2 separate regions of the Homo sapiens genome follow, and region 2 is linked to region 1. Evidence: chromatin contacts called from ENCODE Hi-C or POLR2A ChIA-PET data. All regions are on one chromosome and are shown on one strand. The core of a region is the stretch at or near the end of the contact, and the rest is flanking DNA. Distances in the headings are between cores, read along the strand shown. Region 1 has its middle 21 kb from the start of ARK2N. Region 2 overlaps ARK2N (arkadia (RNF111) N-terminal like PKA signaling regulator 2N).

Region 1 (6,593 bases), core at 2,334-4,833:
TTGACAAAATTTCTAGGGTGGAAGAGTGAGAAGGAGAGCAACATTTCATGAAAAAACAAGGTCAGAATTTATTTGCAGTGAATAATACTCTAGCCCTCCAACTCAAGTATGCAAGAAACATCACTTTCTTCATTTCCTAGAAATCAATTTGATTTCTACTTTAAGGCCCCCACCTGGCAGGAGAATTCATACCAGTCATTGCTGAGGTTTCATTTGCCTTCCCCACCCAGGAAACCCCAGACACAATAGTTCTAAGAAGACATAGATGTGGCCAGAGGAACTTCCAGGTACAGCACTCAACCTAGTCTGCTCTATTGGGTAAGACGGGCATGAGGTCGCCTCCCATTAGGACTAGTGATAGCATAATAGAATAGAGTCCTAGAAACTGAGACAAGGAAGCTGCAAACTCAGCCTGAGCTCCTTGAGAAGGATTGACTCACTGAGGGGGAGAACTCTGAGCCATGACTCTAAGAATGACAAGAATTTTGCCTCATAGAGAAGAGGAAAAGCATTCTGGAAAGATGTCACAGTGGAATGAAAGGACTAGGTCATTTTGGGAATGAGTGCCCAGAGGCTGATACTCATTTGGATGTGGAGAAGGCAAGGGTAAGGGAGGAATTTAGAAAAAAGAAAAAAATCTCCTTTGAGACAAGCCTGGCCAACATGGTGAAACCCTGTCTCCACTAAAAATACAAAAATTAGCCGGGTGTGGTGGCACACTCCTGTAATCCCAGCACTTTGGGAGGCCAAGGCAGGTGGATCACTTGAGGTCAGGAGTTCGAGACCAACCTGGCCAACATTGCAAAACCCCATCCGTACTAAAAATACTAAAAATTAGCTGGGCATGGTGGCGGGCACCTGTAATCCCAGATACTCGGGAGGCTGAAGTGGGAGAATCGCTTGAATCTGGGAGGTGGAGGCTGCAGTGAGCCCAGATCATATAGCTGCACTCCAGTGTGGATGACGGAGTGAGACCCTGTCTCGAAAAAAGAAAAAAAGAACAAAATCCCAAGGAAGACTTATAACGTGGACTGTGATTTTTTTTTTTTCTCTTGCTAGGGTTGGGGCCTGTGTAATAAATAACCCTTTCTCTTTCTCTCCTCAAGTTTGGAAGCAACTAAAAAATAAGATGCAGGAAACAGGCGAACACTTAAATGTCAACTTTATGGCAGATCAAAGCTGGATTGGGGGACACGGTGCAAATGAGCAGCCTCCATGAACTTCCTATCCCATTCCTGTCACAGCAAATGTAGACAGACTATTCAACCAGTCACAGGAGCGCTGCCCTGTCTGAGCAGCCCAGAATCTACTCTCAGGCAAGTCCTAAAGAGAATACCTGGTGAGGCTTCCCACCTCAACTTCTCCCTTGAAATCTTCACACCAGAAGGTGATCTGGTTTCATGCTCTACCTCCCACCATGGTCTTGAAATATAAAGGAGGGCAGCTGACATGAGATCCATGGGGATTAATATTTCCTGGTGACATTTCAGGTAAAATATTGGGTGGAGAAAATATTACCGGATGGGAACCATTCTTCTTGCCGGGAGAGTCAGGCCAGAGAGACTCCAGGAATGTGGCTCCAATAGAGACCCCTCCACAGGGAAGCAAGAAGTAGGGGATGGAGTTTCCATTTCACAACCCATATCCACCCTGTGGGCACTCGCATTGTTATTGCTTTCTGAAATAAAGAACTACCTCACATCTGCGTAGAAATCAAACTTTTCAGAGTACTTTCACATCCATAAAACAAGAACATAGATACAAAGTAGAAGAGTTTTCTAAAATCATCTAAGCCTATTTCTCCTTTTACAGATGATAAAATTCAGGCTAAGAGCATTAAGAGACCAGGCAAGGTGGATCACCTGAGGTCAGGAACTCGAGACCAGCCTGGCCAACATGGTGATGGATGCCGGTAGTCCCAGCTACTTGGGAGGCTGAGGCAGGAGAATTGCTTGAAACTGGGAGGCAGAGGTTGCAGTAAGCCGAGATCGTGCCACTGCACTCCAGCCTGGGCAACAAGAGCGAAACTCAGTCTCAAAAAGACAGAGACCAGCCAAGGGCTACACAATTAGTGGTCACCTGTCTCTCAGCATGACCAAAAGTCACAAGTTCCTTTGGCTTTAGATCCCCAACACAAAACCTTCCTCCATCTTTGAATTCTCTTCTCTGCAGCAGCTATCCTGAAAATCAACACAACTGTTGGAAAAGAGGGAATGGAAGGAAAAGAGCTCCTGGGAGTGGCTAACTGCTCTGGGTGGACTCACGACGCTTAGCCTATAAAATCTATTTGTCTATATTTGCATTGCCGGTATTCAGCAGAGGGGCTGATAGAGTGCTACGTAAGGTCTCCATTCTGACGAACCGAATGAATGCTTGCATGAATAGATGAATGGCTGAAGAGCCAGAAAACCGGAGATAGGAAACATTTTTTCGGAAATGGGTGAAGAAGGATTCTTTAAACAGCAGAGCAGTAAACTTGGCATTGCTCAGAGGCCTGTGTTGGGCTTGTGCTCCGGCTGGCGCCTCTCCCCATTCTCCAAGCATCTTTAAAGGTCATCTTGGGTTTTTTCCTCTCCTCTCCTTCATCCCTGTATCAAATTTGTTTCCAAGTTCTCTCATATCTCCTTCTTTTCCATCTCTGTTGCTACATCCTGGCCTAGGTGCTTATCACTTTGTGCTGGCCTGGACTCATATGTTGGGGCAGGGCTGAGCACAGAGGCCTGGGAGGCAGTTAGGAGGCTATCTCCCTGCATCAGGCTGCAGCTGACACCTGCTTTTGTCTCCCCTCTCCCTCCACTGCCTGTGGCCTCCTCCTTATCGGCTACCCTCATGTGCACCTTCAGCCTCCTCCCAGCCAGCTCTCAGCTCTCACCAGGCCAGGCACTTCCCACACTTTCAGGCTCGCTCCACCCCCTCACCCGTGCCCTCCCCTCCCCCAGCCCCTTCCTCAGGTTTCAATTAACTAGCTGCCCATAGATTGCAGCAAATTTATTCTCCCTGAAATAGAAGTGACCCATAACAAGGCTTAATGAGATCATCCCCCAAGGAATTTAATAAGGGACAATCCCTTTAGCCAGTCAGATGAGCGTGTCAGCTGTGTGTGAGGGAGTATTGGGGGAGGGAAGGCAGACAGTGGGTGCCCCACCTCTGGGGTGTGTTGGTGGTCCGGGCCCCTGGGGCAGGCGGCAGCGGGTGTGGGAAGCAGAGAGACCTGGCAGACCGGCTGGGTGGGACAGCACAGAAGCACAAGCTCACCTACTTCAGAAGTGTGCCAAGAGCTAGCAGGAAACCTGATGCCCTCCCTGACTCAGCTTCCCAGGAGCTCCCCAGGGCAGTCCTAGAGGTCACAAGCCCAAGAGTTTTAGGTATCATGGGAGGAAGATTGCAGAGTGGACCCTTTGCCCCCCAGTAAATTAACAGAGGTGGGGATGGATGCCCAGCATGGTTGCACGTCCCTTACAGAGCAGGGGAAAGAGGACATTTGTTTTTCCTGCTCTTGAAAGCTGATCGCCTCTGCAGCCAGGCGTGGTGCCAGTTGTGGTCAGCGTCTAGCCTGCTGGCAGATGGGTCATCAAGGACTCAGGGTGAGTCCTCAGCTGTCTGCATTTTGCAGCAGCCACCTCAACGACACACCTCCTTGGCACCCACAGCCCCCCACATGAGAGCACTAGCCTGCTCACCCATTAGAGAACGATTCTTCCTTCTCACAACGGTGCAGCACTCAGCATCTGCCCATACAGAGTCTCCAAAAGCTAGAGCCTGAGAGGCTCCTAGGTGTGACCCGGTTCAACCATTTCCCTAATTTACAGATGCACAACTGGGACCCAGGGAGGTTAAGAGACTTCCCTAATGTACTGGCTTTCTGTGTTGCCCACAAATCATCTAAAAATGATTGTCATATAGCAGATTAAAATAGCACATACTTAGCGTCATTTCTATGGGTCAGGAACCTGAGCTCAGCTTAGCTGCCTCCTCTGCTCCATGGTTTCCCCAGGCTGAAATCAAGGTGTCAGCTGGGGCTGGAGTCTCATCAGAGGCTCAAGCAGGGAAAGACCTGCTTCCAGGCTCCCTCAGGCTGTTGGCAGAATCCATCTTCTTGCAGCTGTAGGACCGAAGTACCCATTTTCTTGCTGGTGGTCAGCCGAATGTTCTCGCAACTAAATGCTGCCCCCTCTTCCTTGCCAAGTGGCTCTTTCCATAGGTCTTCTCATAGCAGGTCAGTTTCTTCAAAGCCAATAACTGAGAGAGAGTCTCTAACCTCAGGGAGGGGCCAGTCCTTAAAAGCCTTTTAAGGCTTTTAACTGATTGAGTCAGGCTCACCCAGATGATCTCCCTTTTGATGAAATGAAATCAACAGATTTGAGACCCTAATTACATCTTCAAAATTTCTTTACCTTTGCCATATTCTGTTTGTGAGAATCAAGTCACACAAAATTTGAATGTGTCCCACCCACATTCCAAGGGAGGGGATTATATCCCAGCTACTTGGGAGACTGAGGCAGGAGGATTGCTTGAACCTGGGAGGTGGAGGTTGCAGTGAGCTGAGATTGCACCACTGCACTCCAGCCTGGGCGACAGAGCAAGACTCTGTCTTGAAAAATAAATAAATAGGCCAGGTGTGGTGGCTCACGCTTGTAATTCCAGCACTTTGGGAGGCCGAGGTGGGTGGATCACGAGGTCAGGAGTTCGAGACCAGCCTGGTCAACACAGTGAAACCCTGTCTCTACTAAAAATACAAAAATTAGCTGGGCGTGGTGGTGCACACCTGTAATCCCAGCTACTCGGGAGGCTGAGGCAGGAGAATTGCTTGAACTCGGGAGGTGGAGGTGGCAGTGAGCTGAAATCACACCACTGCACTCCAGCCTGGGCGACATGGCTAGGCTCCACCTCAAAAATAAATAAATAAATAAATAACATGAAAAGTAGCAGATGGGAAATTTTAGGGCCATTCTAGGGTCTGTCTACCACATCTAATGTCACACAGCTAGGTAACAGCAGAAACAACATCTAGAACCTAGGTTTCTTATAGAAACAGGTCCCTGGGGCCAGTTACATTTCAGAATTCAGAATGTTCCAGATTTCAGATAGGTAATCAGGTGCTTATACCATAAACATAATACCCCCAAGCAGCGCCTGGAGGAACACCCAGGAGTCACACGCCTTAGAGTTCTGCAGTAGACCAAAATGGGGGTTCAGGTGAGGTTCTGCTGCCAAATGAATTCAGGTCAGATCAGGTTTTGTCAAATGAATTATGAAAAACCTTTGGGTTTTAGAGCTTTGGGGGCTTTGGAAATTCCAGTAAGGGATTGTGAGCCCATAATTGACACTCATTGAGTTCTGACCATATGCCAGATTTGGGCTAAGGATGTGCATTCTCACAGCCCTGTGGGAGAAGCAGGTTTTTGAGATTTTTTATTTTATTTTATTTTTGAGATGGAGTCTTGCTCTGTAACCCAGGCTGGAGTGCAATGGCACAATCTTGGCTCACTGCAACCTCTGCCTCAAGGGTTCAAGCGATTCTCTTGCCTCAGCCTCCTGAGTAGCTGGGACTACAGGCTTGCACCACGCTCAGCTAATTTTTGTATTTTTAGTAGAGACGGGGTTTCACCATATTAGTCAGGCTGGTCTTGAACTCTTGACCTCGTGATCTGCCTGCCTTGGCCTCCCAAAGTGCTGGGATTACAGGTGTGAGCCACCGAGCCCGGCCATTTTTGCGATTTTTAAACCATTTTCCTTCCTATATATCCTTCCCTTCACTTATTCTCATTCAAGTCAGAATAAGGCTCTGCATTCATTGATGTGGAGGTGGGAGGAGGCTGGGTAGAGCCTGAAAATCTCTCTTGCTTAATTTTGACAAAGCTGCTCAAGCCTCAGACTGGGGAGGAAATGTAGGCCTTTGATAAAACACTTCTGATAAGCAAAATAAATACATAAATAAGTAAAAAACACAAAACAAACACAAACACCAAAGACTGGAAATAGATCCCACACACCAGGCTAGGTAGAGGAAGGAGAAGGGCTGGGGGCTTCTGGCAGCATTCCCAAGCCGGCAACACTCCCTGAAGGCTGCATGCTGTGTCTAAACAACTGGCATCCTGGGTGCCTCTCAGTGTGCTTCCCTGGGAATGGAGGGAAGGGGCATCCTGGCTAGACACTGCTTGGCTCAGGATTGTCTTTCATTTGCTTTCTCATTATGTTGTGTAAGTGAGTCTTCTCTTTGCACCAGAGCAAGTCTATTTCTCTCTAGCCCAAGTACAGAACTTGTTGTTGAATAGATATTGCTCAATAAATGCTCATTTAGGGCCGGGTGCTGTGAGAGGTCAAGGAGGGTGGATCGCTTGAGCCCAGGAATTTGAGACCAGCCTGGGGAACATGACGAAACCCCATTTCTGCAAAAAATACAAAAAGTAGCCGGGCATGGTGGCAATAACCTATAATCCCAGCTACTCAGGAGGCTGAGGTGGGAGGATCTCTTGAGCCTGGGCTGCAGTGAGCCATGATCACACACTCTAGCCTGGATAAAAGAGTGAGACCTTGTCTCATAAAATAAAAAACAAAATAAAATAAAATAAGCTCATTGAGGGACTCTCTTC
Region 2 (7,448 bases), core at 1,393-3,892, 47 kb before region 1:
ATCAGATCCTGAGGAAATTGCAACATTTTTAATATTTTGTGAACTATCAACAAAGTAAGAGAAACTCAAAGTGTACCTCCCAACAGACACAACAGTGAGCTAAAAATTGGACATAAAACAACCTAGAAATACTAGAGTTGTCCTGGGAGCAAATACCATACTAGTTTGAGAACAGAAGATTAAGCTTTAGGCCAGGGCAAAGTTAAGAAAACTAGATCTAGGCCAGGCATGGTGGCTCATGCCTGTAATCCCAGCACTTTGGGAGGCTGAGGAAGGTGGACCACCTGAGGTCAGGAGTTCGAGACCATCTCGGCCAACATGGCGAAACCCCATCTCTACCAAAAATACAAAAATTAGCCAGGCGTAATGGCGCCCGCCTGTAATCCCAGCTACTCAGGAGGCTGAAGGAGGAGAATCGCTTGAACCCAGGAGGCAGAGGTTGCAGTGAGCCGAGATCACTCCACTGCACTCCAGCCTGGGTAACAGAGTGAGACTCGGTCTTAAAAAAAAAAAAAAAAGAAAAGAAAAGAAAAGAAAACTAGATCTGATATTCCTGCCATGAGTTGGGACTCTCACAGTAGCTTATACCGCTAGTGAAAGGGAGATCTAGGGGAAAAAAAACACCTGCCAACAGAGGGCTTACCAAGAAACTTGTAGGTCAATGCTGGGAGATCAGAACTCAGAAAATTTGATACTACTTCCTTATTATTACTTGGATCTAGAATTCAAATTTACACTGTCCATGTGGTCAAGAAACCCTGAAAAAGCAAAGAAATCCGCAATGAAGGAAAGCATCGTCACCCTAGGATCTCAGAATCTCCACCACATAAATTTAACCAAATAGAGTTTATAGGACAAAAAAAAGTCCAAAATGGACAAAAAAACAAGTCTACTTCACAGAGTCTGTTGAAACTACAAATACATATTCAAACCCGCAAGGAATCATCCTACACATATTTTTTTGAAAGCCTATATGAAAAGTATTTCAAAATTAAAAAACAAAACAAAACCAAGGTCAGGCATAGTAGATCACGTTTGCAATCCTAGCACTTTGGGAGGCCAAGGTAAGGAAGGATCTCTTGAGCTCAAGAGTTCAAGACCAGCTTGGGCAATATAAGGAGATCCTATATCTACAAAAAAATATTTTGAAAATTAGCAGGACATGGTGGCATGCACCTGTGGTCCCAGCTATTCGGGAGGCTGAGGTAGGAGGATCACTTGAACCAGGAGGTTGAGGATGCAGTGAGCTGTGATCATACTACTGCACTCCAGCCTGGGTGACAGAGCAAGACCCTGTCTCAAAAAAAAAAAAAAAAAAGAAAAAAGAAAATGATGTAATCAAAATCGTAGTAGTGCCCTACTAGCACCCATGTATTTGTAGCACAGAAAAGGCATTCAACACAGAAAAGGCATTTATTTGTGTGTAGTTAGCATGAGCTAGGCACTTTAGTTAAGGATGAAATAAGATATTCTCAAATAACTGCTGCATTAGTGTCACTGTCTCAAAAAAAAAATGATGTAATCAAAATGAGCAGGGACAATGACAACAAATGCTAAAAAACATCCAGAGTTCCAATGCAATGCTTTGCAGCTGTAGAAATGAATAAGAAGCCACTTCATGGATACTGCTACCTACAGCCAGACTTCAGCTGCCCTACCTGTGCCAAAGCCCAACCATAAAAACCCCATCCTGGCCAGGTGCGGTGGCTCACATCTGTAATCTCAGCACTTTGGGAGGCTGAGGCGGGCGGATCATGAGGTCAGGAGTTTGAGCCCAGCCTGGCCAACATAGTGAAACCCCATTTCTACTAAAAACACAAAAATTAGCTGGGCGTGGTGGCACGTGCCTGTAATCCCAGCTACTGAGGAGGCTGAGGCAGGAGAATCGCTTGAACCCGGAAGGCAGAGGTTGCAGTGAGCCAAGATTGCGCCACTGCGCTCCAGCCTGGGTGACAGAGCAAGACTCTGTCTTAAAAAAAAACAAACGAACAAACAAAAAAACTGTAACCTGTGACATCTGACATCTTGTCCCTGGCAAATCCTGAACTCAGTATAAATGACTCCCAGTTTCCATAAACTGATAAAATTGATTGATTAGATAGATAGCAAATGTGGTCTTTCGGAAAAATGAATAATTCAGGTTTGGTCAGAGAAACAGAACCACCAGGTCTTAAAAATACACCCTCTGCCCCCAGCACGCGCGCGCACACACACACACACACACACACACAATAAAGAATTTTCTGTAAGGCTATCTGCATCTGATGCTGGCGCTTAAAATCCACAGGGCCGCAGGTGAGACAGAAAGATGGATGTGGCAGAGAACAAGTAGGAGAGAGCAAGAAACAACGAGCTAGAAATCACACACACAAGCTTAAGTCCACAGGACAAACTGAACTCTGTATTAGTTCTTGTTGCCTCTAACCTTGATGGTATAGATGTCCTATAGAACCAAACCTCTTTGTCAAACAGCTAAACATATACCTGGCCCAGGAGTCAGCAGAGCTGAAGAAGATTGGGAAGGAGATCTAGGGGAGAGTTAAACAGTTGCAGTCCCATAAGCTGCTTCACTACAAAGAAGTGAGGTGACTCAACAGATAAGCAACAATGTATGTAAACAACAAAATGGCCACTCTCCAAATCTCCTACAGTAATCTCTCTTGTGCCCAACCTTACAAGAAAGACACAGGAAAGTGTAATCACAGCATTTTGGGAGGCTGAGGCGGGTGGATCACTTGAGGTCAGGAGTTCAAGACCAGCCTGGCCAACATGGTGAAACCCCACCTCTACTAAAAAAAAAAAAAAAAAAAAAAAATGAGCTGGGTGTGGTGGCACACACTTGTAGTTCCAGCTACTCAGGAGACTGAGGCAGGAAGAATCGCTTGAAGCCAGGAGACAGAGGTTGCACTGAGCCGAGATCACTCCACTGCACTCCAGCCTGGGCAACAGCGAGAGATTCCATCTCAAAAAAATAAAATAAAATAATTTTTAAAAATTAAAAAGAAAGATACAGGAAAGGAGTTTCTAGGAAATGTAGTTCAGCCTGAAATAACATATAAGCCCACCATGGAAAGGTAAAAGATGGCATGAATACTGTGAAAGTTAAGATAGAGGTGCAAAACAAGCAAGAAGGTCTTAAATATTGACTGAGGGCAAGTTTCAAATTTAATTTTGTTTTATCTCATTTACTCCCAGACTGCTTTAAAATCCATAATCTTTGCGTGCTCATTTGCTGTAATTCTATGGGTTCCATATTTCCCATCTCATCTTCCAATTCTAGCTGGACTATAGATGTAGGTTTATGATTATCATGACAAAACTAAGCTACAAAAGGACTATGAATGAGGAACTCTTTTCTATATTAGAAATGATCTCCAGGGTCCATTTTTAAGAAGGAAAAAGGCTGGGCACAGTGGCTCACATCCGTAATCCCAGCACTTTGGGAGGCCGAGGCAGGTGGATCACAAGGTCAGGAGTTCGAGACCAACCTGGCCAACATAGTGAAACCCCATCTCTACTTAAAATACAAAAATTAGCCAGGTGTGATGGTGCACGCCTGTAGTCCCAGCTACTTGGGAGGCTGAGGCAGGAGAATCACTTGAACCCGGGAGGTGGAGGTTGCAGTGAGCCGAGATGCACCACTGCACTCCAGCCTGGACAACAGACCAAAACTCCATCTCAAAAAAGAAAAAAGACAAGTGGGTACAATATGGTATTTGTATAAAACATGAGGGAAGAAAATCTACCTACATTTGCGTATTTTAAAAATCTATAAGGAAACAAGAAATTAGTAATTCTTACTTGTGAAAAGTAGGAAGGTGAAAGGTAGAGAATCAAAATGGGAGAATGAACTTTTTATAATATTGTCTCATAGTTCTTCGTTTTATGGACCAATGTAAAAATCTTTCAAAACTGCATTACAATGTAACTATTAAAAATTAAATTTAAAAAAGAGTCAAGCTTCTTTTTTTTTTTTTTTTTTTTTTTGGAGATGGAGTCTGGTTCAGTCATCCATACTGGAGTGCAGTGGGGGCGATCTCGGCTCACTGCAACCTCCACCTCCCGGGTTCAAGTGATTCTGTGATTCTCGTGCCTCAGCTTCCCAGGTAGCTGGGACTACAGGCGCCACCACCATACCCGGCTAACTTTTGTATTTTTAGTAGAGACAGTGTTTCACCATGTTGGTGAGGCCGGTTTTGAACTCCCGACCTCAAGTGATCCAGCCACCTCAGCCTCCCACAGTGCTGGGATTATAGGCGTGAGCCACCACACCTGGCCCACAATTTTCAAAAATGGAAATATCGTAGGAAAAACTGGGCAGGTTAAGTAACAGATTACACACAGCTAAAAAGAAAACTAGCAAACTAAAAGACAGATTTGAAGAAAATACCCATAACGGCATACAAAAAATATGAGATGGAAAATATAAAAGAGGTGAAAGTACATCATGCAGAATCATAAGTCCTAATCAAGGAACTACCAACACACGTCCTCCTGGATTTCAGAAATGCTATTTATATCAGTGACTCCAGTGTACTTCTTGCTTTCCCCTTTTTGAAAAGAGAGTCTACAGATGTTATCCAACGACTAACTGGCTATTATATGTTGGGTATATATACAGGAGCAGGTAAGTTCTCTCTGTGGTTCACAGGTCTTCAGATCAAATGAAACTGTATTCATCAAGGAACTACATTCAAGGAACCTCACCAGAGAAGCTTCAGCCGTACTTGGACTTAATTAAATGCTGTAAAGAGAGAAGACTTTGGCTAGGCGTGGTGGCTCACGCCTGTAATCCCAGCACTTTGGGAGGCCAAGGTGGGTGGATCCCTTAAGGTCAGGAGTTCGAGACAAACCTGGCCAACACGGTGAAACCCCGTTTCTACTAAAAATACAAAAATTAGCTGGCGTAGTGGTGGGCACCTGTAATCCCAGCTACTAGGGAGGCTAAGGCAGGACAATCGCTTGAACCTGGGAGGCAGAGGTTGCAGTGAGCCATGATTGCACCACTGCACTCCAGACTCCAGACTCTGTCTCAAAAAAAAAAGAAAGGGACACGACTTTTGGGCAATCTTGGGAGTTAAGTATATCTGGCATGTGGAAAAATGTAAATAACTCATGGCCACAAAACACAAGCTAAAATCTTTTTTTATCTGTTCACAAATTCTTTAATGTTCCTCCCTTCAAAAGGGTGACCTTAATTCTCCTCCCTCGAATGCAGGCTGGACTTGATGGCTTGCTTCTAATAATAGAAGACGGCAGAAGTAATGTTCTATGATTTCCAAGATGAGGTTATAAAGAAGACAGTTACCACCTGACATGCTTTGCTCTCTTTCTTCTCACTTCTCTCTCTAGGATTGCTCCCTTTGGGAGACACCAGCCACCATTCCATGAGGGCACTCTTGGAGAGGTTCAAATGGAAAGAATCTGAGGTTTCCACTAAAAGCCAATACTATCTTGCCAGCCATGTGAGTGAGTCACCTTGCAAATGGATCCTCCAGCCCATCAGGTCTACAAATAACTGAAGCCTCAAGCTGACAACCTGACTGTAATCTCATAAAGTCATAATTGACCAACTAGTTAGTTGCTCCTAAATATCTGACTCTCAGATGCTGAAATGATAACGTTTATTGCTAATATCACCCCACTAAATTTTGGGACAATTTTTATGCAACAATAGGTACAAAAATACAAGTGGTATTATCTTACAAATGCAAAATAGGCTTAACATTTACAACTCGGCCAGGCAAGGTGGTTCACACCTGTAATCCCAGCACTTTGGGAGGCCGAGGCGGGTGGATCACGAGGTCAGGAGATCAAGACCATCCTGGCTAACATGGTGAAACCCTGTCTCTACTAAAAATGCAAAAAATTAGCAGGGCGTGGTGGCAGGCGCCTGTAGTCCCAGCTACTCGGGAGGCTGAGGCAGGAGAATGGAATGAACCCGGCAGGCAGAGCTTGCAGTGAGCCGAGATCACGCCACTGCACTCTATCCTGGGCGACAGAGCGAGACTCCGTCTTGGCCGGGCACGGTGGCTCACGCCTGTAATCCCAGCACTTTGGGAGGCCGAGGCGGGTGGATCACCTGAGGTCCGGAGTTCAAGACCAGCCTGACCAACATGGAGAAACCCCATCTCTACTAAAAATACAAAATTAGCTGGGCGTGGTGGCGCATGCCTGTAATCCCAGCTACTCCGGAGGCTGAGGCAGGAGAATCGCTTGAACCCGGGAGGCAGAGGTTGCTGTGAGCCGAGATCGCACCACTGCACTCCAGCCTGGGCAGCAAAAGTGAAACTCTGTCTCAAAAAAAAAAAAGAAAAAGAAAAAGTAAACACAGACTAGACAGTAAATTATTTTATATTATTATTGTTAATTGTTGCAGATGACAATGGTATAATGGTTGGGTTTCTTCAAAAGTTTATCTGGACCAGGCACAGTGGCTCATGCCTATAATACCAGCATTTTAAGAGGCTGAAGCAGGTAGATCACTTGAGGTCAGGAGTTCGAGACCAGCTTGGCCAACATGGCGAAGCTCTGTCTCTACTAAAAATACAAAAATCAGCCAGGTGTGGTGGCACACACTTGTAATCCCAGCTACTTTGGAGGCTAAGGAGGAGGACTGCTTGAACTCAGGAGGCGGAGGCTGCAGTGAGTCCAGATCGTGCCACTGCACTCCAGCCTGGGTGACAGAGCAAGACTCCCCCTCAAAAAAAAAAAAAAAAAAAAAAAAAAAAAAAAAAAGTTTATGTGGGATGCAAGGCGTGGTGGCTCAAGCTGTAATTCCAGCACTTTGGGAGGCCAAGGCAGGAGGACTGCTTAAGCCCAGGAGTTTGAGACCAGCCTGGGTAACATCATGAGGCCCCATCTCTACAATGGGAATGACAGTGCACATCTGTGGTCCTTGCTACCTGGGAGACTGAGGCAGGATTGCTTGCTCCCAGAAATTCCAGGCTGTAGTAAGCTATGATCGAAACACTGCACTCCAGCCTGGGCAACTGAGTGAGGTTCTATCTCAAAAAAAAAAAAAAAAAAAAGGTTAAATAAAAGAATTTAGGAAAAAATTAATGAAAGCAGAAAGCATAACCAAAAACAAATGGCAAAATGTGGATAATTATTGAAACTGTGTAATAAGTAGGTACACAGGGAATCATTATTACACATCTCTGTGTATATTTTAAAGTCTTTGAAAATATATTTGAGGCCAGGCATGGTGGCTCATGCCTGTAAATACAGTACTTTGGGAGGCCAAGGCAGCTGAATCACTTGAGGCCAGGAGTTCGAGACCAGCCTAGTCAACATGGCGAAACCCCGTCACTACTAAAACTACAAAAAATTAGCCAGGCGTGGTAGCACACACCTGTAGTCCCAGGTACTCTGGTGGCTGAGGCAGAATCGCTTGAACACAGGAGGTGGAGGTTGCAGTGAGTCAAGATCACACCACTGTACTCCAG

Evidence for each region. A loop is a pair of places that touch in the nucleus more often than their neighbours do. ChIA-PET counts read pairs that join two places held with the same protein, here RNA polymerase II (POLR2A). Pooled maps may share reads with other maps.
Region 2: a map of PC-9 shows a loop between it and region 1 (6-fold over the local background). The contact joins two enhancer-like sites. A Hi-C loop is called at or near these places in 1 of 168 maps with a recorded cell type or tissue (PC-9) and 1 of 50 pooled maps. POLR2A ChIA-PET finds 5 or more read pairs at or near these places in 15 of 52 experiments (A673, BJ, CD4-positive, alpha-beta T cell and 11 more).

The regions. Positions count from the first base shown.
Region 1 is chr18:46,149,606-46,156,198 of GRCh38, reverse strand. No RefSeq gene overlaps it. Among named protein-coding and RNA genes, the nearest start is that of ARK2N, 21 kb to the left of the region's middle. RefSeq lists a silencer at 108-314. Within about 2 kb of position 3,583, at least 8 of the 41 ENCODE cell types and tissues checked have a DNase peak (open chromatin) inside an H3K27ac peak, as active enhancers do; they include PC-9, where a contact is called at or near this core.
Region 2 is chr18:46,194,850-46,202,297 of GRCh38, reverse strand. The region is part of intron 1 of ARK2N (arkadia (RNF111) N-terminal like PKA signaling regulator 2N); the gene reads right to left. Among named protein-coding and RNA genes, the nearest start is that of ARK2N, 25 kb to the right of the region's middle. Within about 2 kb of position 2,642, at least 4 of the 41 ENCODE cell types and tissues checked have a DNase peak (open chromatin) inside an H3K27ac peak, as active enhancers do; they include PC-9, where a contact is called at or near this core.